Linked DNA regions of Homo sapiens: region 1 is linked to region 2. Evidence: read pairs that join two places in POLR2A ChIA-PET (ENCODE). Cell type or tissue: OCI-LY7. All regions are shown on one strand.

Evidence for each region. ChIA-PET counts read pairs that join two places held together with the same protein. Peaks named below come from ENCODE experiments on the same cell type or tissue, not always from the same donor. Only the 100,000 strongest peaks of a DNase experiment are listed, where the experiment ranks them.
Region 1: POLR2A ChIA-PET joins it to region 2 with 5 read pairs; 2 of 35 experiments call an interaction of 5 or more read pairs at or near these places.

What each region holds. Positions count from the first base shown.
Region 1 is chr17:68,137,123-68,145,122 of GRCh38, reverse strand. It overlaps the pseudogene LRRC37A16P. Among named protein-coding and RNA genes, the nearest start is that of LINC00674, 40 kb to the right of the region's middle. In OCI-LY7, no CTCF peak of the experiment used is centred here; no DNase peak of the experiment used is centred here.
Region 2 is chr17:68,483,451-68,491,450 of GRCh38, reverse strand. It overlaps a transcript of PRKAR1A not described here. Among named protein-coding and RNA genes, the nearest start is that of PRKAR1A, 25 kb to the left of the region's middle. In OCI-LY7, no CTCF peak of the experiment used is centred here; DNase peaks (open chromatin) are centred at 3,080 and 6,061; H3K4me3 peaks cover 2,478 bases; H3K27ac peaks cover 2,512 bases.

The sequences.
Region 1 (8,000 bases), 350 kb after region 2:
TGTTCTAGAGAAATAAAGATCACTTAGCACAGATATTTACTGAGCATTCACTGTTTTGTATCTAATGCACCACATATGCAATGTTAAATTATAAATCATAAGCCAGTATCTTCCACAGGGAGATTTCTTTAGTGCTTAGAGAAAGGATTGACGTTACGTTCCATCCTATATAAATTAGACTCACAGCAAATGATAAATGCTCTGAAATAATTTTTTTTTCCTTTGGCTTATGTTTTTTTTTTTTTTGTAGAAATCTTGGTTGCAATTTACTAACAGAACTGAGCTTTGGAACATCTCAGGCCTGGCACAGAATGCAGTTTTTACACAAGTTGTAAGTGAAATAGAAGATGAATAAGTGTAAACATCTATTTATGTATAAAAACTCATACAATTATTGGTTAGCTGGGTATAAGCCCATTATGAACTCTGAAAAGTATGTCTTAAGATCCATTTGTTTTTTTCAAATGGGGAAACTAAGGTACAAAGAGGCCAAGAGACTTACATAGCTTATATATGACCTGCTCTGCTTGTCCTAGTTCTGACCTATGGCATGGGCAAGAAAAGGCATCAAACAAGTGACCCCCAAATTAGTCTTATTCCTGGGTGGGGTGGCTCAGGCCTGTAATCACAGAACTTTGGGAGCCGAGGCGGGTGGATCACCTGAGGTCAGGAGTTCAACACCAGCCTGGCCAACATAGTGAAACCCTGTCCCTACTAAAAATGCAAAAAAATTAGCTGGTTGTGGCGGTGCAGTTTTTTGCTCCCTGGGGGACTTTGTGTTAAGCTTTCTTCCTTGCAGCTAAATGTTGCAGACATTTAAGCAGTTATAAACTCTGCATATGAGCAGGAATCAAAGTTAAATCCAAAGTGTAGGGCCAGGCGTGGTGGCTCACGCCTGTAATCCCAGCACCTTGGGAGGCCAAGATGGGAGGATCACTTGAGGTCAGGAGTTTGAGACCAGCCTGGCCAACATGGTGAAATCCCGTCTCTACTAAAGATACAAAAATTAGCAGGTCGTGGTGGCAGGTGCCTGTGATCCCAGCTATTGAAAGGCTGAGGCACAAGAATGGCTTGAACCCGGGAGGTGGAAGTTGCAGTGAGCCAAGATTGTGCCACTGCACTCCAACCTTCCCTCCAGGCTGGTCTCGAACTCCTGTGACCTCAGGTGATCCACCCATCTCAGCCTCCCAAAGTGCTGGAGTTACAGGTGTGAGCCACCATGCCTGGCCAAGATAGTGTTTATATTAAGCAATTGTGCCAAAAAAAAGAAAAAATTTTGTGAAGAAAATACATCGCTCTATTTTAATTCCATATACATTCCTGACTACTCTTCTACCATAAGTGCAAGAATTCTATGATTTCTCTGTATAACATACCCAGCAAATCAGAGTGGGTATATTCAATCGCCTGAAGGGGAGTTTAGACTCAAGGTGAAGATTCTCCTCCACATCTGACTTTAGAAAAGACTTTCCACTTCTCTTGTGGTTCAGAAATCTAGTTTCACACAGTTCATTTTGAGGTAGAGGGAGGCGTTCAGGATGTGTCTGGACTAGAGCAGCAGTTTCTGCAGATGCTCCTCTCTGTCCTCATTAATTTGCTGATGCTTAACTTAGGGAAGGGGCACTGAGGGTCTGTTTTTCATTTGCTCTCACACCAGAGAACAGGCTCATTAGGTCCCTCCATCAAGAGGTTTAGGTAGCATCAATACAAATGTCTTAAATTCACCACCTTTACTAAACACTTTATACACCGGGAGTCCCTCAAAAGAATCTGGCAGCCAGGAGCAGTGGCTCATGCCTGTAATTCCAGCACTTCTGAAGGCTGAGGTGAGCGGATCACATGAAGTCAGGAGTTCAAGACCAGCCTGACTAACATGGTGAAACCCCGTCTCTACTAAAAATACAAAAATTAGCTGGGCGTGGTGGCGGGCACATGTAATCCTAGCTACTCAGGAGGCTGAGGCAGGAGAATCACTTGAACCCAGGAGGCAGAGGTTGCAGTGAGCCAAGGTCATGCCATTGCACTCAAGCCTGGGTGACAGAGCAAGATTCCGACGGAGATGGGGTCTGGCTCAGCCTGACCTCAGGCTGGTCTGGAACTCCTGACCTCAGATGATCCACCCACCTGAGCTTCCCAAAGTGCTGGGATTATAGGCCTTAGCCACCAGGCCCAGCCAATAAACGGAAACTTTAACTTAAAAGAAGGAAGGGAGGAAGGGAGGGAGGGAGGGAGGACAAGGAGGGAGGGAAGGAAGGGAAGGGAAAGAAAGAGGGAGGAAGGGAAATGAAAGAAAGAGAAAGAAAAGAAAAATTTAAAAAACCATAAGGTTAAAGTAAACCCTTTTTCTTCATACAGATTAAGCACATGAGTTCAGATTACAGCTTTGTTTCTTAATAGCTTGGTGACCTAGGACAAGTTATGTTACCTCTCTGTGCCTCAGTTTCCTCATTTATAAAATAGGGCAATAATATCTACCACATAAGGTTATTGTGAGGATTAAATGTGAAATGCTGATCACAAATACCTAGCAGCCCAATAGAAACTCACTGTAATAATTATTATTTTTATAATTTCTGCAAAAGTACAGTGATTCTTGGGTTAACCTAAAGGGTGGTTTTCTTTTATTTCTTCCTGTTTCTTTTCTTTTTCTCATTCACTTTAAAGAATTAAAAAGAAAATAGATTCCAGCATTTTGGAATAAAAATTCACATCAAAATGAATTTATTCATTTATTGACATATAAACAAAATGTCATTTGTTTATTCAATAAACATTTATTAAATCCCTAGTAAATTTCAGACATGATGCCAGTCACAGGGATGACAATGACGATAAGATGTGGTCTCTGCCCTCAAGGAGCTGATAGCCCAGGAGACTGACAAGTAGACAGATGATTATATGCAATGTAACAAAGGCTGTGATGTCATACAAGAAGACAAGTGAGAGTATGTGATAGGAGTATGGTTTTGACCAGTTCCTCCTCTTAGATTTATCCCTTTTACTTTGGCTATAAAGCAAAAGAATTGGTCCTATTTTTTTTTTCCTTAACTGTGCAAATTAAACCATAAAATTTAAAAACTTTATGAAGATAAAAGGCAAGCAGTCAGGTGCAGTGGCTCACGCCTGTAATCTTAACACTTTGGTAGGCCAAGGGGGATGGATCACCTGAGGTTAGGAGTTTGAGACCAGCCTGTCCAACATGACAAAACCCCGTCTGTACTAAAAATACAAAAATTAGCTGGGCGTGGTGGCAGGCACCTGTAATCCCAGCTACTCAGGAGGCTGAGGCAGGAGAATCGCTTGAACCCAGGAGGTGGAGGTTGCAGTGAGCCGAGATAGAGCCATTGCTCTCCAGCCTGGGCGACAGAGCAAGACTCCATCTCAAAAAACAAAAACAAAAAAAACCCGAGCAACTTGAATTATGGAGGACACTAGATATAGTGTTTCCTGCAGAGTCAGGGCTTCCTACCAACATAGTCACTTCTAGGGTTTTTGACCTGAAAAGTTCTGCAGCATATTTTTTCTTTGCTATCCGCTTGTTTTTTTTTTTTCTATTTCTTCCCCTCTTTCTCTCCTCTATCTTCTAGAGACCTAGGTAGTTCCCAAAGGAATAGTGCTTTACAGATTCTAATGGTGATTTATTAGGTAAAAACAGAAAATGATTTTTTTAACCTAAAAGTTCCATAACAAAAAATGAATATAAGCTTTTGATGCAGTTTCACACATTGAAAATGCAGGTAATTTTAATTTCATTGCATTTTTATCAGAATTCTCAATCACAATCCTCTGACAGCTGTTGAAGATCCGTAGCTCTTGGAACTGCCGGCATTAATATATCTGTAAGTACTATAGTACTCTCATGAGTCATGAGATGACTTATGCTCTTTTAAATTTGTCATCAAAGATTAAGTATTTTGCATTTAGGCTAAAAAGTCATAAATTTTAACTGAGTTATTGAAAAAAGTTATTGGCAAAGAAAAGGATTAAGAAAAGATGTGTAATGGTCAAGACAGCCAGCAGCAGCAGAGGAAGAGAACCGTGTTGAAAAACCTGTATAGATTTGGAACATGTAGACATATGGAGGAATACTACTTAACCAAGAAAGCAAAGAGGAATAGGTGTTCATTATTCTAAAAAGGAAGAAAAGAGTAAATAATCAAAATGGGTGAATGCAATATGAAATGAGAAGATAATGGTAAAAAATAAGTGTAAGTTCTACTCTTAAGTATCATTAAATTTGATGATGCAGATCAACTTAAATTTCTTTAATAAGAGCTCTCTGGAATTTTACAGCAAATAAACTGTTGAACTGGCTTGTTTTATAGAGAAGCCAAAATTGAAGTAGTCACATGTCCTTGAAATATCTTTTTAAGGACAGAATTTTGGTATTGGGCTTCATATCATGAATGTTTCGGCTTTCTTCTTCAGATACATGGGAACAACACAAGTCCCACTTACAACAATTAAGAACATTCTCAGGATGACTGTTGAATTGGAAAAACTGTAAGTTATTTTTTTCTTAGATTTATTTTTACTTAGTTGGTTTTTTAGGTTTGTTTTATTATTTTCTTAAGTCAGGTTTATTGAGATATAATTTTCACATAACATTCACCCTTTATAAGTGTATAGTTTGATTAGTGTTTTTGTTTGGGTTTTTTTGAGATGGCGTCTCACTCTGTCACCCAGGCTGGAGTGCAGTGGCGCAATCTTGGCTCACTGCAAGCTCCGCCTCCTGGGTTCACGCCATTCTCTTGCCTCAGCCTCCCGAGTAGCTGGGTCTACAGGTGTCCACCACCACACCCGGCTAATTTTTTGTATTTTTAGTGGAGACGGGGTTTCACCGTGTTAGCCAGGATGGTCTCGATCTCCTGACCTCGTGATCTGCCCGCCTCAGCCTCCCAAAGTGCTGGGATTACAGGCATGAGCCACCACGCCCGGCGCTACTTTGATGAGTTTTGACAAATGTATAGTTACATAACCACCACCACATTCCCAATATAAAGCATTTCTGTCACCTCAAAAAGGCCCCTCGTGTCCCTTTGTAGGCAATCCCCTCCTCCCACCATCAGCCCCTGTTAGCTACTAATCTGATTTCTGTTCCTATAGTTTTGCGTTTTTCAGAATGTCTTATAAATGAAATCATGTAGCATGTAGCCTCTTGTGTTTGGCTTCTTTCACTTAGTACTGCTTTTTTTTTTTTTTTTTTTTTTTTTATAAGATGGAGTCTCACTGTCACCCAGGCTGCAGTGCAGCGGCGTGACCTCAGCTCACTGCAACCTCCACCTCCCAGGTTCAAGCAATTCTCCTGCCTCAGCCTCCCAAGTAGCTGGGATTACAGGCGTGTGCCACCACGCCCAGCAAATTTTTGTACTTTTAGTGGAGACGAAGTTTCACCATGTTGGCCAGACTGGTTTCGAACTCCTGACCTCAAGTGATCCGCCCACCTCGGCCTCCCAAAGTGTTAGGATTACAGGTGTGAGCCACCTTACCCAGCCTCACTTAGCATAATTTTTTTGAGATTATGCTACCATCCATGTTGTTGCACCTCCATATCTGCAGGTTCCTCATCCATGGATTCAACTAACAATGGATGGAGAATATTTGGGAAAAAATAAAAATATGTAAAATAATAATACAACAATAAAAACAATAGAAAATTTATGGTATAATTATTTACATACCATTTACACTGTATTAGGTATTTAAAGTATACCCGAGGCTTATGTCATTTATTATATCAAGTATTATGTCATTTCATATAAAAGACTTCAGCATCTGTGGACTTTGGTATCCGCAGGGGGTCCTGGAGCCAATCCCCTGCAGACACCGAAGGACAACTGTTCACTCCTTTTTATTGCTCAGTAGTATTTCAGTTGTGTGGACGTATCAATGTGTTTATCCATTCATCAATGTATGGACATTTGGGTAGCTTCCAGTTTTTGGCAATTTTGAATAAAACTTCTAAAAACACTCATATACAGGTCTTTGTGTGAACCTATGTTTTCATTTCTTTGGGTAAATACCAGGAGTTGGATGGTTCACATGCTTAGTGTATATTTAACTTTTTAAGAAACTGCTAAACTGTTTCCTAAAGTGGCTGTGCCATTTTACATTTCCACCAGCATTGTATGAGAGTCACAGTTATTCCACATCCTCAGCATTTTTTTTTTTTTTTTTTTTTTTTTTTTTTGGCGACACAGTCTTGCTCTGTCCCCAGGCTGGAGTGCAGTGGTGCCATCTTGGCTCACTGCAACCTCTACCTCCTGAGTTCAAACAGTTCTCCTGCCTCAGCCTCCCAAATAGCTATAGGCACCTGCCACCACACCCAGCTAATTTTTGTATTTTTAGTAGAGACGGGCTTTCACCATGTTCGCCAGGCTGGTCTTGAACTCCTGACTTCATTTGATCCACCTGCCTAGCCTCCCAAAGTGCTGGAATTATAGGCGTGAGCCACCATGCCTGGCCCAGCAGATTTTTCTTTTTTTTTTTTTTTTCTGAGACAGAGTCATTGCTGGAGTGCAGCAGCAAGATCTCAGCTGACAGCAACCTCTGCCTACCAGGTTCAAGCGATTCTCCTCCCTCAGCCTCCTGAGTAACTGGGATTATAGCTGCGCACCACCACGCCCAGCTAATTTTTGTATTTTTAGTAGAGATGGGGTTTCATCTTGTTGGCTAGGCTGGTCTCGAACTCCTGGCCTCACTTGATCCACCCGCCTTAGCCTCCCAAAGTGCTGGGATTACAGGCGTGAGCCACCATGCCTGGCCCAGCCCAGCAGATTCTTATATTTGAGTTTTTAAAGAAATATTCACCTTTCTACTGCTAGATGTGTAGTGGAATCTCATTCTGGTTTTAATTTGCATTTCTTTAATAGCTAGTGATATACAATATTCATGTGCAAATATCTTTACTAAATTGTTCAAATCTATTCGCATATTTTAATTGGATATTAATATTTTTATTGAGGTTTTTTTCCCTGTAATCCCGTGAGACATTCGTCATTATTGAGTTTTAAGAGTGCTTTAGGCCAGGCGTGGTGGCTCATGCCTGTAATCCTAGCACTTTGGGAGGCCAAGGCGGGTGGATCACGAGGTCAGGAGATCAAGACCATCCTGGCTGACATGGTGAAACCACGTCTCCAGTAAATAAAAAAAAAAAAAAAAAAAAATTAGCCGGGCATAGTGGCGGGCACCTATAGTCCCAGCTACTCGGGAGGCTGAGGTAGGAGAATGGCGTGAACCGAGGGGGCGGAGCTTGCAGTGAGCAGAGATCACGCCACTGCACTCCAGCCTGGGCGACAGAGTGAGACTCCGTCTAAAAAAAAAAAAAAAAAAAAAAGACTGCTTTATAGATTCTAGATACAAGTCTTTTCAGGGACTAGGTACAGTAGCTCATGCCTATAATCCCAGCACATTGGGAGGCTGAGGCAGGAGGACTGCTTGAGGCCAGGAGTTTTAGACCACCTGGGCAATATGGTAAAACCTTGTCTCTACCAAAAATATAAAAATTAGCCAGGTGTGGTGGTGCTCACCTGTGGTCCCAGCTACTTGGGAAACTGAGGTGGGAGGATTGCTTGAGCCTGGGAGGTCGAGGCTGCAGTGAGCTATGATCACCACTGCAGTCCAGCCTGGGTCACAGAGTGAGATGCTATCTCAAAAATTAAATACGTAAATAAATAAAAACAAAAAACAAGGCCTTATAGATATGTGTTTGGTAAATATCTTCTCTCTGGTTGTGGTTTGTCTTTTCATTCTGTTAAAAGTGTTTTCTGGCTGGACACAGTGACTCACACCTCTAATCCCAGCACTTTGGGAGGCCAAGGCAGGTGGATCACTTGAAGTAAGGAGTTCGAGATCAGCCTGGCCAACGTGGCAAAACCCCCATCTCTACTAAAAATACACAAGTTAGCCAGGTGTGGTGGCCCACGCCTGTAATCCCAGCTACTCCAGAGGCTGAGGCACAAGAAGTGCTTGAACCTGGGAGGTGGAGGTTGCACTGAGAT
Region 2 (8,000 bases):
CTTCTTGTCTACTTGAAGAACATGGGAACTAGGCATCTGACAAAGGAAATAATCATTTTGGCTGGGCGCGGTGGCTCACGCCTGTAATCCCAGCACTTTGGGAGGTTGAAGCGGGCAGATCACCTAAGCTCAGGAGTTCAAGACCAGCCTGGCCAACTTGGTGAAATCCCATCTCTAATAAAAATACAAAAATTAGCTGGGCATGGTGGCACATGCCTGTAATCCAAGCTACTTGGGAAGCTGAGGCAGGCAAATCACTTGAACCCAGAAGGCAGACGTTGCAGTGAGCTGAGATCATGCCATTGCACTCCAGCCTGGGTGACAGAGCCAGACTCTGTCTCAAAAAAAAAAAAAAAGAAAGAAAGAAATAATCATTTTTTTGCTAAAATGCTCTGAGTGAGAGTCTTGGAGACAAGGATACAGGCTGGTCCAAGGCCACAGGCACAGGAGACCCATAGGACAGAGATGAAGGCTGATCCCAGGCTAACAGATTACCATTAGAACAGAGATGAAGGCAAGGTTAGAGGTATACAGTAAGACAGTTCACTCTAGAACCTCAAGGATAAACATGGGACCCACTCTTCACTCCAGTATCTCCTCTGTTCTCAAGCGGGTAATGTGACGAGATGGGGCCAAGGGTACACGATAAGACTGCTTCATTCTGGAACCCAAAGGATGATGAGGGATGCCCCATTCAGGATAATAGGAAAGTAGAGGGAGTGCTTTCTTTTTTCCTTTTTCTCCTCTATTCTCTCTTCACAGATGGGTAATCGCATCTCCATACCACAGGACACGCCCCTCAGATGCATCCCCAAAACTGGGAAAAGTTTTATTACCCCAAACCTTAAGAAAAAAAAAAGTTTTCCTTTGTGATACTGCTTGGCCTAAAAATGAACTGGAAGGAAATTACAAAACTCAGCCATGGAACCCAACACTCCCTGTGCAGGAGGTCCTCAGATTAGCCTCCTCTGTCTTTTATAACCCAGATCAGAATAGGAGGACAGGGCTAAGAAAAAGGAGAAATGCGGGACAAGAGGCAACCTCAACAACTGGCTGCTTTACAAGCTCTCCAGCACTCTCCATGTTGCCCTAAGGATACTCCTCCAGGTAACTGCCAAAGGTACAAAAAGCCAGGACACTGGAAAACAAAGGGCCCCAATGGGATAAATGGGGAAAGGCCCCGCACGCTTGCCCCCTCTGCCACAAGCTCAGCCAGTGAAATGGGACTGCCCAGAGGGCCAAAGGGACCCTGGGACAGAATCCCAACCCCTGTTAGCCTGGAGCTGAAGGGCTGTCTGCTCAGGCCGGCTGGCTTCCAAACCAGACATCGTCATCAACAAGACAAGCCAAGGGAGGCAAGTAAAATGACACATTTCCCTTTTGGGTTCAAAAGCTGCCTATTCTGTGCTCATCTCCTTTTCTAAACAACTCTCCTCCAAATCCTGTTGAGTAATCAGGGCAAATGGCATTCCCTCTCTCTAAAAGAAAAGATTCACACCCCTTTATATTACTTAAGGGACCAATTACCATTCTCCCACCAGTCCCTGGTAATATCTAAATACCCCACACCTCTTTGGAGCAAAAATATACTCTCCAGCCAGGCGTGGTGCCTCACGCCTATAATCCCAGAATTTTGGGAGGCCAAGGTGGGTGGATCACTTGAGGTCAGGAGTTCGAGACCGGGCTGGCCAACGTGGCGAAACCCCGTCTCTACTAAAAAGAAAAAAAAAAAATTTGCCGGGTGTGATGACACGCACCTGTAATCCCAGCTACTTGGGAGGCTGAGGCATGAGAATCACTTGAACCTGGGAGGCAGAGGTTGCAGTGAGCTGAGATTGCACCACTGCACTCCAGCATGGGTGACTCTTTCTCAAAAAGAGAAGTATGTGTGTATATATATACTTTCCATATATACATATATATATATACACTTTCCATATATATATACTATCTATATATATAGATATACTTTCCATATATATATATTTTTTCCATTTATATATATATATACTTTCCATATATATATACTTTCCATATATATATATATACTTTCCATATATATATATACTTTCCATATATATATATACTTTCCATATATATATATATATATACTTTCCATATATATATATATATACTTTCCATATATATATATATACTTTCCATATATATATATATATATATATACTTTCCATATATATATATATATATATATATACTTTCCATATATATATATATATATATATATATATATATATATATATATACTTTCCAAGATGGGTGCTCACTTAGTATTTACCCAACCTCTATCCTATTTCTCCTAGGAAAGCTACCTAAATCTTTAACCGATAACTTCAATCTGGTCAGCCCCACCTCTGGGGTTTAGAAATAGCCCAAACTTATTCAGACAAGCCTTAGGAAAAATCTGAGCATTTTTTTTCAAATTTTTAAAAAATAAAAAATAAATATTTTAAAAATTGTGTAAAGTGCTTTACACACACAGCTTCAAGACAAGCCCAATTCAGACACAGGATAGAGAAAGAGCCCTCTGAAAGCTTATTTCTCACACCATATCCACCAGGGAGCCTGACATCCAGTTCCATAGTTTCTTCACTCCAGAGCTCAGGTCTAAAAGGTGACCTCTTTATAGAACCATGTGGCAGAGGGAAAGGAATGATGGAGAAGCCCACGCTGGCTCTTTTTTTTTTTTTTTTTTTTTGTTTTGAGATGGAGTCTCACTCTGTTGCCCTGGCTGGAGTGCAGTGGCATGATCTCAGCTCACTGCAACCTCTGCCTCCCAGTTCAAGCAATTCTCCTGCCTCAGCCTCCCAAGTAGCTGGGATTACAAGCTTGAGCCACATCATCCAGATAATTTTTTTTGTATTTTTAGTAGAGATGGGGTTTTGCCATGTTGGTCAGGCTGGTCTGGAACTCCTGACCTCAAGTGATCCTCCCACCTCGGCCTCCCAAAGTGCTGCGATGACAGGCATGAGCCACTGCACCCAGCCCCATGCTGGCTCTTAAAGCTTCTTCCTGAGAGGGACACTTGCCACTTCCTCTCTCATTTCATAGGTCAAAGCAGGCCAGAAGCCAATCAGGTTGTATATATGGGACAGAGAAGCCTTGCAATGGCGTGCAAGCTCCTTAGATCTGGCCACTGTCAGACTCAGACCTCAGCTCTTCTCTCCTGCTCCCACCTTTCTCCAGCCACAGACATCCTGGCTGTTGCTCAAATAAGCCAGGCCCACCTCGATCTCAGGGCAGGCTGTTCCCTCCACCTGAAACATAGACCTCCCCAAACAGCCTCAGGGCTCACTGCCCCACTTCCTTGGGTCTGTGCTCAAAAGCCACCTGGCCATCTTCAAATTGCAACTCTCCCCATGCCACCCCCCTACTCCCCTGTGCTTCATATTTATCACGATCTGACGTATTACATGAATTTCTCTAGTCTGTTTATTCCCTCTCTCTCTCTTTCATACAAACGTAAGCTTCATGAGTGCATTTTTTTTATTTATTTTTGAGTTTTTTTTCATTATTATTGTTGTTCACTGTTATGCCTCTGATACCCAGAACACTATCTGGCACAAAGAAAATGCAAAATAACCACAAAACCACTTTTCTTTCCTTTTTCTTTTTTCTTTTTTTTTTTTGTCTGAGATGAGGTCTTACTCTGTCGCCCAGGCTGGAGTGCAGTGGCGTGATCTCAGCTCACTGCAACCTCCGCCTCCTGCTTCAAGCCATTCTCCTGCCTCAGCCTCCTGAATAGCTGGGATTACAGGTGCCCACCACCAGTCCCGGCTAATTTTTGTGTTTTTAGTAAAGATGGGGTTTCACGATGTCGGTCAGGCTGGTCTTGAACTCCAGACCTCAAGCAATCCACCCGCCTTGGCCCCCCAAAGTGCAGGGATTATAGGTGAACCACCGCGCCCGACCCCAAACCACTTTTCCAATAAGTCAATAATGAATGAATGAATACAGAAAAATTATTAGCACAGGAGAAAGTCAGGAAACGTTGGCTTAAGTTATAACTATATGCCTCTCAATATATACCATAGTGTTAGGCTAAGTAAGTATTGATTAATTAACTTGGTAGCCTTCATTTGAAAACACTAGAATGTAAAAATGTACCTGGAGGTAAAGTTTATTTCCCAGCAGTTGAATTATAATGTTGGTTATCTACATTTTTCTGATTTTTATTAACAAAACCATACTTTGAGATTTCCCTATGTGCCAGGCACTGTGCAATGTGTGTACATGAATGTCTTATTAAATTCACATAACAGGCCGGGCGCAGTGGCTCACGCCTGTAATCCCTGCACTTTGGGAGGCCGAGGCGGGCGGATCACGAGGTCAGGAGTTCGAGACCAGCCTGGCTAACATGGTGAAATCCCATCTCTACTAAAAATACAAAAATTAGCCGGGTGCGGTGGCAGAAACCTGTAATCCCAGCTACTGGGGAGGCCGAGTTGGGAGAATTGCTTGAACCTGGGAGGCGGAGGTTGCAGTGAGCCGAGATCATGCCACTGCACTCCAGCTGAGGTGACAGAGCAAGACATCATCTGAGAAAAAAAAAAATCCGCACAACATCGACTTTGGGAGGTAACTAGCATTAGTATACCCATTAACACTTGGGTACCTGAGGCACAGGCATATTAGATGAGTGACTTCTGTAAGGTAATGCAGCTGGTTAGCAATGGAACCAGATTTTCAGCTCAAGTTTCATTCCAGAGCAAAAGTACACAGTCACACTATATTTTCACTTTCTACAATGAGCATAATTTATTTTTATAATAGGAAGAGGGAAGAGAAAGCTAATTAGGAGAAGGAGAAGGAGGAAGGAGAGAAAAGAAGGAAAGCAGAAGAAGGAAGGAAGGAAGGAAAGAAGAAAGAAAGAAAGAAAGAAAGAAAGAAAGAAAGAAAGAAAGAAAGAAAGAAAGAAAGAAAGAAGGAAGGAAGGAAGGAAGGAAGGAAGGAAGGAAGGAGAGAAAGAAAGAAAGAAAGAGGGAAGGAAGGAAGGAAGGAAAAGAAAGAAGGAAGGAAAGAAAGAAAGAAAGAAAGAAAGAAAGAGAAAGAAAGAAAGAATAAGAGGAAGAGGGGGATGAGAAGAAGGAGGAAGAGGCAGCCCCAAGATAAGGAGCTTGTGCCTCCTGATGCTGTGACAGACTTCAGCCCAATCACTTCATAGAACAGTTTCCTGCAAAGCCATGTATATGTCCAAGACTCCTTAATTATGCGGACATTAAAAAAAAAAACCTCATGAGCTCTTCTCTTAGTCCAGGCACCAGTGTGACTGAGGTGAAACTGATTGCAAAGTGGCTGATTGCTGGGAGAATGTCTTCTTTCCCTTTGATGAATCAACAGTTCACTGAATCACTAAACATGTTATGGATTGTGGGGCTCGATCACTGAAACTTAGGCTGGGCACGATGGCTCACGCCTGTAATCTCAGCACTTTAGGAGGCTGAGGCGGGCAGATCACTTGAGGTCAGGACTTGGAGACCAGCCTGATCAACATGGTAGAACCCCATCTCTACTAAAAATACAAAAATTAGCCAGGCATGGTGGCACGCATCTGTAATCCCCGCTACTTGGGAGACTGAGTCAGGAGAATCGCTTTAACCCAGGGGGTGGAGGCTGCAGTGAGCTGAGATCACGCCACTGCACTCCAGCCTGGGCAACAGAGTGAGACTCTGTCTCAAAATAAAGAAACTTAAAGTATGTTTCTTTAGGATCAGTGGAATGATTCTAAGTAAAGTTTTAGATGAAAAACTGTAATTCTTTATGCCTCGCAAGAATAATTGGAGTGTTTTCTCCTTCAGCCACTTCAACCCCTTATCTCCAAAAGCTTTGGATGTAAAACGGAGTCTCTTCTTCTGTGGTGCGGGCATTATCATCATTTTACAAACACAGGGAGGAAAGCAGAAGAGTTTCAAAGGTCCTATTTCCAAAGCAAAAGATCAAAGGGTCAAAATAACAAGTGGTCACTAAAAGGGAAATATTTTTAGAAGGCTTAACTCAATAGAAGTAACAGATGTCTTCCCCTTTTTTACTTTGCTCTTTCTCTTTTACCAAGCAAACCCACTGCTGCATTATACAACACAATCCAAGGATAAAGGGGAACTCTGAGGTCTAGGACAATATCCTTGCCCAATATTAGCTCATTTTAGGGGTCACTCAGCACTCAGCTATTTGTGGAAGCGAAGTTGATCTTTGTTTCCCACTCTCCATCTGTCTTGAGCTTACCTTCAATTCTAGGCAAATTGTTCTATGTGCGTAAACTACTGCTTGTTTGATCATTTTTCCATGATAGTTTGGTGGGTAAAATAATCTAATTAGCAGAAAGGCAGCCCACAGTATGCCCTTGAATCCAGCAAATCATAGAAGTTCAAGTTGTTCTTTGAGTCCTTGGTAAAACAGATAACATCTGCAATGTCTTAATATATTCCGTGGATCTCTTACAAACTAAATTGCTAATTTGTTAATTCTTTGCCATTGTGGCAGAAAACACATTCATTTTAAAGTGAACATAGCACATTTAACTTTGCCTTGAACTATGAAAGTGAACAATATCCTTTGACTCCCCACTTTTATTTTCATGACAAATTTAGGGACATTTTGTTAGTTTGGATTGTCTCCAGAATCTGAGACTTCACCCTCACTTGCTTTCTCTGTCGGGATGGAAAACACTACTTTGTTTGTCAGCCTTTCTTGCTACATTTGATGAGATTCCAAAACTGACCCAAATGGAGCTTTTTCAACCTGTTAAAGGACATCTGTGAAAAACCTGGAACATTTTACTCAATGATGAAAGACTGAATGCTTTCTATCTAAGATCAGGATCAAGTCAAGGTCATCCACTCTCATCACTCTTATTTAACATTATAATGGAAGATCTAGTCAGTTCAACAAGGCAAAAGCAAGAAATAAAAGGCATCCATATCAGAAAGGAAGAAGTAAAATTGTAGAAAACCCGATGGAATACAAAAAAAAAAAAAGATACCACGATAAGTGAGTTTAGCAAGGTTGTAGGATACAAAGTCAAAATAAAAAAATTAATTGAATTTCTATCTACTAACAATGAAAAATTTTAAATTTAAAACTCCCATTTCTAATACTATCAAAAATACAAAACATTTAAAGATAAATCTGACCGATGTGCAAGAGCAGTACACTGGACACCACAACACATTACAGAGATGAATTTTTAAAGACCTAAATAAATGGATAGATTTAATTTGTTTGTGTGCCAAAACAGTCAGTATTGCCAAGATGTCAGTTCTCCCCCATATTACTCTATAGTTTCAGGGCAATCCCAATAAAAATGCCTGCAGTTGTTTGTGGATTTTTTGTAGACATTGACAAGCTGATTCCAAAATTCATAAGGAAAGGCACAAATACCTAGAATAACAAAAACAAAGTTGGAGGGCTAATGGTACCTAATTTCAAAAGTCATTATAAAGCCCCAGTAATAAAACAACATGGTATTGGCATAAATATTAACAAATAGATCAATGAACTGAACAGAGTCTAGAAACAAACACACACATATATGGACAATTGATTTTTTTTCTTTTCTTTCTTTTTTTTTTTTTGAGACGGAGTTTTGCTCTTGTTACCCAGGCTGGAGTGCAATGGCATGAATTCAGCTCACCGCAACCTCCACCTCCCAGGTTCAAGCAATTCTCCTGCCTCAGCCTCCCAAGTAGCTGGGATTACAGGCATGCGCCACCACACCCAACTAATTTTGTATTTTTAGTAGAGATAGGGTTTCTCCATGTTGGTCAGGCTGGTCTTGAACTCCTGACCTCAGGTGATCCACATGCCTTGGCCTCCCAAAGTGCTGGGATTACAGGCATGAGCCACCGCACCTGGCCTGACAATTGATTTTTAACAAGGATGTGAAGGCAATGCAGTGAAAAAGGACCACCTCCTCAACAAATGGTGCTGAAGCTTTTTTTGTTTTGTTTTGTTTTAAGACGGAGTCTTGCTCTATTTCCCAGACT